Regions from separate parts of the Homo sapiens genome. Here regions 2 and 3 are each linked to region 1. The links are chromatin contacts, found by Hi-C in ENCODE. All regions are on one chromosome and are shown on one strand. The core of a region is the stretch at or near the end of the contact, and the rest is flanking DNA. Distances in the headings are between cores, read along the strand shown. Region 1 holds the start of NDUFAF1 (NADH:ubiquinone oxidoreductase complex assembly factor 1). Region 2 holds the start of CCNDBP1 (cyclin D1 binding protein 1). Region 3 holds the start of LRRC57 (leucine rich repeat containing 57).

The links. Hi-C counts contacts between places; a loop is a spot of excess contacts on that map. Pooled maps may share reads with other maps.
Region 2: a pooled map shows a loop between it and region 1 (9-fold over the local background). The contact joins the promoter of CCNDBP1 here to the promoter of NDUFAF1 in region 1. A Hi-C loop is called at or near these places in 4 of 50 pooled maps.
Region 3: a pooled map shows a loop between it and region 1 (4-fold over the local background). The contact joins the promoter of LRRC57 here to the promoter of NDUFAF1 in region 1. A Hi-C loop is called at or near these places in 5 of 50 pooled maps.

The regions. Positions count from the first base shown.
Region 1 is chr15:41,401,219-41,403,807 of GRCh38, reverse strand. It overlaps NDUFAF1 (NADH:ubiquinone oxidoreductase complex assembly factor 1), which reads left to right and starts at 1,312. Exons shown (of 5, transcript NM_016013.4): 1 at 1,312-1,664.
Region 2 is chr15:43,184,108-43,186,696 of GRCh38, reverse strand. CCNDBP1 (cyclin D1 binding protein 1) reads right to left here and starts at 1,294. Exons shown (of 11, transcript NM_012142.5): 1 at 1,090-1,294; 2 at 818-877; 3 at 464-543. The coding sequence starts at 1,198. It overlaps TMEM62 (transmembrane protein 62), which reads right to left. Exons shown (of 14, transcript NM_024956.4): 14 at 1,553-2,437. The coding sequence ends at 2,111. It overlaps LOC124903478 (a long non-coding RNA gene), which reads left to right and starts at 810. Exons shown (of 2, transcript XR_007064604.1): 1 at 810-928. RefSeq lists an enhancer at 689-788 and silencers at 959-1,048, 1,269-1,568.
Region 3 is chr15:42,547,508-42,550,096 of GRCh38, reverse strand. LRRC57 (leucine rich repeat containing 57) reads left to right here and starts at 1,304. Exons shown (of 6, transcript NM_153260.3): 1 at 1,304-1,404; 2 at 1,641-1,746; 3 at 1,853-1,991; 4 at 2,568-2,589. The coding sequence starts at 1,663. It overlaps HAUS2 (HAUS augmin like complex subunit 2), which reads right to left and starts at 1,259. Exons shown (of 6, transcript NM_018097.3): 1 at 1,132-1,259. The coding sequence starts at 1,224. RefSeq lists an enhancer at 999-1,468.

The sequences.
Region 1 (2,589 bases), core at 63-2,562:
CTTCGGAACCTTAGAGAACAAAGGTGTTACGGAACTATATGCTCTCAAATTCACACTAAGCACTAAATTCCCGCCGCTATGGTACATTCTGGGGAAAGGAAAAACAGCGCAGTCTGGACCCAAGAAAGCTCACAGCGTGGCAAAGGAAGTGAGAAGTGAGTGAAAGATACAATGTTGATTCTGTCTTCCCTGGCAGTAAGAAAAAAAAACAAAAACAAACAATGTTTAAGTGCTTTGGCCGGGCATGGTGGCTCACGCCTGTAATACCAGCACTTTGGGAGGCCGAGGTGGGTGGATCATGAGGTCAGGATTTCGAGACCAGCCTGGCCAACATGGCGAAACCCCATCTCTACTAAAAATACAAAAATTATCCGGGTGTGGTGGCACACACCTGTAATCCCAGCTACTTGGGAGGCTGAGGCAGGAGAATTGCTCCAACCCAGGAGTCGGAGGTTGCAGATCGCGCCACTGCACTACAGCCTGGGCAACAGAGTGAGACTCCGTCTCAAAAAAAAAAAGTGCTTTAAGAGAGGTGTGCACAAGGTACAAACAGATGCCCTGAGCAACTGGCGACCGTGTGGGGCGAGACTCGGGAAGGGCTGGTAGGAGGGGCTGCTGTCCAGGTGCGTGGTGGTCCTCAAGAATTCATGGGGGCAATTCCAGCAGAATCGGCCTTTTGAGGCCTCAGGCAGTTCTTGTGGGGACCGAGGCGACAGATAAGGAAGGAAGGGATACAGGCGCGTTAGCAATAACTGGGTTCTATTTGAAAGACGCAGGGGGCCGGGCTTGGTGGCTCGCGCCTGTAATCTCAGCACTTTGGGAGGCCGAGGCGGGTGGATCACGAGGTCAGGAGATCGAGATCATCCCGGCTAACATGGTGAAACCCCGTCTCTACTAAAAATACAAAAATTAGTCGGGCATGATGGCGCGCACCTGTAATCCCAGCTACTCGGGAGGCTGAGGCAGGAGAATCGCTTGAATCTGGGAGGCAGAGGTTGTAGTGAGCCGAGATCGCGCCACTGCACTCCAGCCTGGGCGACAGAGCGAGAATCCGTCTCAAAAAAAAAAAAAAAAAAAAAGACGCAGGGATGGAGTTTGCCGCCTGAAAGGATACAGGAAGGAGAGGCGAAAAACTTATCTGAATTCTCACTGCTTCCTTACAACTGGCGACCAAGTGGACCAAAAACCTCCAAAAACCTCAGTTGGCTGGGCTACGGGGTCCTTGCTGTCCTTCCTGGGCTTCTGTACTCGGCCGGAACTTTGGTGTTCTGACGCCTTGTTTGGCATCGGAAGGGAAAAGCAGATGGACCTATACGGGTAAAGTGGCTTCTGGGCGGAAGGTACACTATAGGCTCGGGGAGGTAAGCGGCGGCAGGCCGGCGGTTGGTGTGTCCCGGGTGTGGGGAGGCGACAGAGCCCTGGCACTTGAGGGTTGAGGGGGCCTCCCCAGCGCGGCGAACCGTCTAGCCTCCGGAGGCCAGGCCGTGAGTGCGGGAGGTATACGCCAAGGCGGAAGAATTTTGCCACTCACTACCTGTGTGACCTCGGGTAAATTAGCCTTGGAACGTCAGTTTCTTCGTCTCTATAATTGAAATAATAATAGTACCTCTCTCAGGATTGTTGTGAGCCGTCAGTGAAACACTTAGAGCAGTTTCTGGCACATGGTAAGGCATGGATAGCTTTACTAATTCTACTCACTTCTAGCTGCGTGGATTGTGTTGTCAAAACCCACCGTCAACCTCAGGGCGGTATTGTCCAGTTAATAGTTTAGATTTTCTGTTTACTGGTAGAAAAAAAAAAATGAAACAAAGCATTTATAATTAAAGTTATATTATTAGAGAAGTAACACTACGGAGGGTTTGGAAAACATTTTATGAGCTATCATTTGTTTCTCAAATTTCGGTATGTGTAGAGGTAAAATCATTTAAGTGCAACCGGCGCGGGGGAATTTAAATATTATCCATAATTCCGGGACCTCAGATCAACTGTTAATTTTTCCTGGTTCCCTTAACGTTTATAATACATGTGAAAACATACTGTTTACATGGTTTTGATTTATCAACAAACCTTATTGATAATGTCGGCTGGGCGCGGTGGCTCACGCCTGTAATCCCAGCACTTTGGGAGGCCGAGGCGGGCGGATCACTTGAGGTCAGGAGTTCGAGACCAGCCTGGCCAACATGGTGAAACCCTGTCTCTACTAAAAATACAAAAATTAGCTGGGCGTGGTGGCGCACGCCTGTAATCCCAGTGACTGAGGCAAGAGAATTGCTTGAAACCAGGAGGTGGAGGTTACAATGAGCCGAGATCGCACAACTGCACTCCAACTTGGGGGACAGAGCTGGACTCTGTCTTAAAAAAAAAAAAAAAAAAGTTGGGCATGGTGGCGGGCACCTGTAATTTCAGCCACTCGGGAGGCAGAGGCAGGAGAAGCACTTGAACCCGGGAGGCGGAGGTTGCAGTGAGCCAGGGTCGTGCCATTGCACTCCAGCCTGGGTGACAGAGCGAGACTCCATCTCAAAAAAAAAAAAAAAAAAAAAGGTTGGGCGCCGTGGCTGACGCCTGTAATCCCAGTACTTTAGGAGGCCC
Region 2 (2,589 bases), core at 45-2,544, 1.8 Mb before region 1:
CATATGTTACTGATTAAATATAAAAAATAATATAAAAAGGGTATTATGCAGTATAACAGAATAGGTAGCTTAGACATCAGATAGACCTTGATTTAAATTCTAGCCCCCCTGCTTTTTTTTAAATCTTAAGCTGAGCTTCTGAGCCTCCTTGCTCATCTGTCAGATGGCCATCAAGTATGTGAAAACACCCAGCAAATAAAAAGTGCTTAAAAAATTATCAGAAGGGAAACAACCAGGATAAACTTCAGACTGAACCAATATTTATAAGACCTGCCTACTCCGCGCCAGGAACTGCACTTGGCAATTCGGTCTTCACAACAATCCTGTGAAGTAAAAACGGTAACCTCACTGGACAGATGAAGAAAAGAAATCTCCTGGCGTGCGTGCAAAAGGTGGAAAGAAAATTAGAGGATTCCTAAGGTGTAACTCGGCAGCCCAAGGATTCCACGAAAGTGAAGCCCACCTGTGGAGACGGCAGTGGAAGCTGAGAGAAGACTATGGTCAGAGTCGTGGCTTCCCTTGACACAGTCACAGCTGCCTCATCTGGGGGGTGGCCGAAGAGGAGGCAGGTGCCAATACGTTAGTGCTGCACGGACTTGGAAGACTTCCCTTACCGACCGAGACTTCTCAAAAACACTTCCCGAATGTCGAGGTTAGAATTCTATTTCACCCTCTCAGGTGCTGAGGTGGGTAAGGTACCTCACAGAAAGGATGCAGCGGGGGAGAGCAGTCCCCTCCGTGGGGGACAGCGGGAGGAAAAGGGGTCGGGACGCTGGAGGAACTGAGGCAAGGGGAGCCCGGAAGGAGGCGCACTCACTGAGTCTTCTCCAGAACATCTCTCGATTAAACTCCTCGGTGGTCTCCTGGGCTTCGCCGACTTGTGGGTGTGGCGTGTGGGGGCCGAACGGTGGCGAATGGAAAAGCTGAGGTAAGCGGAGCCACCTCCCTCGCCCAAGCCCGGCTCCCCGCCGCCGCCCCAGCCCGCCCTCTCCGCGACCCCGAGCCCGGCCTCTCCCCGACCCCGAGCCCGGCCTCTCCCCGACCCCGAGCCCGCCCCTGCCGTCGCCCGTTCTAACTCCGTCAGCTCACCCCGCACTCGAGGCAGGAGCAACCGCAGCTCCTCCGCCAAGTGCCGGAGCTGCTCCAAAGGCGAAGCCAGGGTGGGGACTGCGGCTGCAGGTGCAGTTGCGCTCGCCATCTCAGTCGCTTGCCGAAGGCCGCAAACACAGGCCTCCGCTGCCACTGCCGGAGCCGCACTGCGACAGCCGCTCCACTTCCGGGCCACAGCGTCAAGGGCTCGTTTCCGTCAACAAGCCGTCCAGCCCCGTCCCAGAGGCCCTGCCCTGCCTCCTCCCGCCACGAGGCCCGGCCCCGCCCGAGGTCCAGCACCACCCATCCCGTTATCAGAGACCAGGCCTGGCCCCGCCTCCTCCCGCCCCGCCCTGTCCCCTGAGGTACAGCACCAACCATCCCACTCTCAGAGGCCAGGACAGGCCACGCCTTCTCTTGCCCCTTAGGCCAGGCTACACAAGCAAGCCTCAGGCTCACCGTCTTTCTTATTCATCATTCATTCATTTATTTGATTAGTTGAAAACACTTCCGACTAAGGAAGCAGAGAGCCCACAATCCTGTGGGAAAACAGGCCTGGGAACTAATATCTCAGGGGTAGTGAGGGTCGGGCCCAGATCCTCAAAGGTTCCCTGCCCCTGAAATTGCACCTTTGACAGCTGCTGAATTCCAAGCACAGCGGTAAGTGCTTTACATGGGGTAACCCTAAAAAACACACTGGGCCTCAGACACTCCCGTACACACACCCAACCTCTACCCTGTGGATGTCCTAGATAAGGGTTTTCTCTTCACAAAGGTAAATCAACTCTTTGCCTCCTTAGGGAGGGAAGGAATAAAGGCATTATTTTTGAGACTTTTCTGCAGTCCATTCTGCAGGTATCAGTAGTGGGTAATCCCTCCAACGTCCAGGACTCCAAACGAGCAGCTGCTCCCTAAAGCTCACCCACCAATCCTGGCCCTCCACCTGCTACTGGGGTAGAGGCCTGGGCTACAGACACAGAGGCTGGGCTTCTGCCCAGCTGCCAGTGGTGAGACATGGCCTTCAGGAGCTCAGGTGGCTTTTTAACTGCACCATGAAGATTCCAAACTTGGTGGAGTTCAGTGTCCACACATAACGAATGAGAACAGGTGTCAGCAGTGTCAACCAGGTCCGCAAAGGGGAGAATAAAAAAGCTAGGGTGCCGTATGTTGCATAAAGAAAGTAGCAGGAATAAACCTGCCAGATGTACAGCAGTAGCATAAGTAGGTGAACAGGCATAATTTTCAAGTATTTTCTTTGATGGAGATGAGACCTGAAGTTGTGACCAAAGCACCGCTGCAGCAAGCTCCAACACATGTAAGCCATCAAGGGGATGTTAAAAAACGCCAGCTGGAAAAGAACAGAACCATAGCTTACTCCCAAGTCCTTGGAAGAGTTTGGTCTTAATAATGCATTATTAGTGGATCCTAAGACTATGCTGCTATCTGTCTTGGCGTTAGCTAATTTACTTCAAGCACAGTTGCTTATAACACAACAGCTGA
Region 3 (2,589 bases), core at 55-2,554, 1.1 Mb before region 1:
ATCAGTTTAACTTTTCTGTTTTCTTTTTAGTGAAATTTCTCAACTTCCTCTATATATCAAAATTTATTTCCCCATTTTTCTCAATGCCCTTGATCCCACTTGCCCCATGCCCTCCTGTCACTGCATTCCATTATTTCCTCACATGTTCAATTTCTCCCTCTGTTGGCTCCTTCCTCCGACATGCTCCTCTTGCCCAACCTAAAACTGCCACTCCGTGACTCCTTGGGTTAATGTCTCTTTTCTCTCCTTCTCAAAATTAATCTCTTCCTCCATTCACGTTCCAAGGTCTTATCTTTTTAGCCAATACTTTTTTTTTTTTTTTTTTTTTTTTGCCTTTAAAGATGCCAAGGCCGGGCGCGGTGGCTCACGCCTGTAATCCCAGCACTTTGGGAGGCCGAGGCGGGTGGATCACGAGGTCAGGAGATCGGGACCATCCTGGCTTACAAGGTGAAACCCCGTCTCTACTAAACATACAAAAAAAAATTAGCTGGGTGTGGTGGTGGGCGCCTGTAGTCCCAGCTACTCCAGAGGCTGAGGCAGGAGAATCGCTTGAACCAGGAAGGCGGAGGTTGCAGTGAGCCGAGACCACGCCACTGCACTCCAGCCTGGGCGTTAGAGCGAGACTCTGTCTCATATAAATAAATAAATAAATAATAAAATAAAATAAAAATGTCAAAAAAGAGCTTCTGGCGCTCTTCTCTACCCAGCACCTCCCGCCCCAAATACGATTCAACACTTCCCACAAACGAGGGTTGTTGGAAATGCTTGTTCCGCAAGGGGACAGAACGACCCGTATTTCCCATCCCCGCCCTTACACTACAGTCTAGAGGCAGTATCACTGGATGAAAAAAAGGCTGGTAACAGTCTAATCTCCCACAAACTGGACTGGGACAAATTTACCCTACAGACACTCAAAACACAGTCTACCCTAAACACCATCTACTCAGATCCCCGCTTTCCAAGCATCCACGGCAGAACGTTCGCGGCTGTTGCCTGGAAGGGGCTCTTATTACTCTAGTACAGACCCCAACCAGGACCCTCACCACTCCCACAGCCAGCAGCACCAACTCACAGCCATATTGTTGCCACCTTGGGCACCCCCTTGATGACACCACCGCCACCCCCACGTACCTGATTGACCATCCCCGAAGCTATGAAGTGGCCTAGCACTAGCCCAGCGCCGTTAGGCGCGGACGCCGGGTCCCACGGGTTGGCAGCGGCCATGGCTCGGACGCACCTTCCGCGAAGGCGCCAAGAGTGAGCGGGATCGCAGGGCGAACGCACGGCGCGGCTCGATGACGTCACAGGGCGTTCCCGCCCGGGACTAAGCCGGGGAGCGCATCCCGGCTACTGCGGGTCCTGGGTCTTCACCTGCGGAGCCTTACGGCAGCTGAGCGGTGGGAGGCGAGTCCGGGGCTCCCTGATCTTCCGTAGGCTCCCAGAGGCGCCTGGCCTCCGCAGAGCTGCAAAGGCGGCAGGGCTTGGTGGTCGGGCTGTGTGTTCTTCCGTTTCTTCCTTGTCGCTCTTGGGTCGGGCCCCAGGAGCCAGGGATCGGCGGGAGTTGAGAGCTGGGGCAGGAGCCCCAGCCGGGAGGCCGACCGGGTGGACTGGGCGGTGACAGCAGCGCTTCCTTCCCGCAGGGACCTGAGCCGCGGCGCTAGGATGGGAAACAGTGCGCTCCGCGCTCATGTGGAAACGGCGCAGAAAACTGGTGTCTTTCAGCTTAAGGACCGAGGGCTGACCGAGGTGAGACTGGGAGGGACACGACCAGGGAACTTAAAGGGAGAGGGACGGCGGGGGCGGCGAACTTAGTCGGTGCGGGATTCCCCACGCTGTGAACTCCTTTCTCCAGTTCCCCGCAGACTTGCAGAAGCTGACGAGCAATCTCAGGACCATCGACTTGTCCAACAACAAGATCGAAAGCCTACCGCCTTTGCTGATAGGAAAGTTCACTCTGCTGAAGAGCCTCTCCCTGAACAACAACAAACTGAGTATGGCTCTCGCCAGGGAGGCTTTTGCTAGTGATCAGCTGTTACCAGGGGTGGTTTTCTCTTACAAGCTGATTTTTGTTTTTGTTATGAAACCGTGCAGGAGGGCTCAAGTTGCGAATGCCGGAATCCTTGAAGCCTTCTTTCTACTTCTTGTAATTACATCTAAAATAAGCCTTATAATGATTGGGTGTTATAATGATTGTTACTGGGTTAATTTGGACTTGAAAGAGAAGAACATTTTGGGGATGTAATGTAAACAAAGCTACCTAACTTGGAATGGGGGATGGATGAGAAGGGGAGGATCTTCCAAATATCACAAAATTGCTGTCGGATTGTGCCTTGGGCCCCTTTACAAAAGGAGCCCATTATACACACAAATGCTCTCCGGCATTTTGATGGCACCCTCACCTTCTAAAGACTATGTTGGTAAAATGCAATATCTAAAAATGGCACATGTGGGAGTTTTACATATATTAACAAGAGGCGAAGCAGGCTGCCATATAGTCTTTATAAACTTCATCAAAGTTGTTTTCAGCTCTATCACATTCAGGTTTTAAAAAAATTTTTCTTTGCCAGCTGTTCTGCCTGATGAGATATG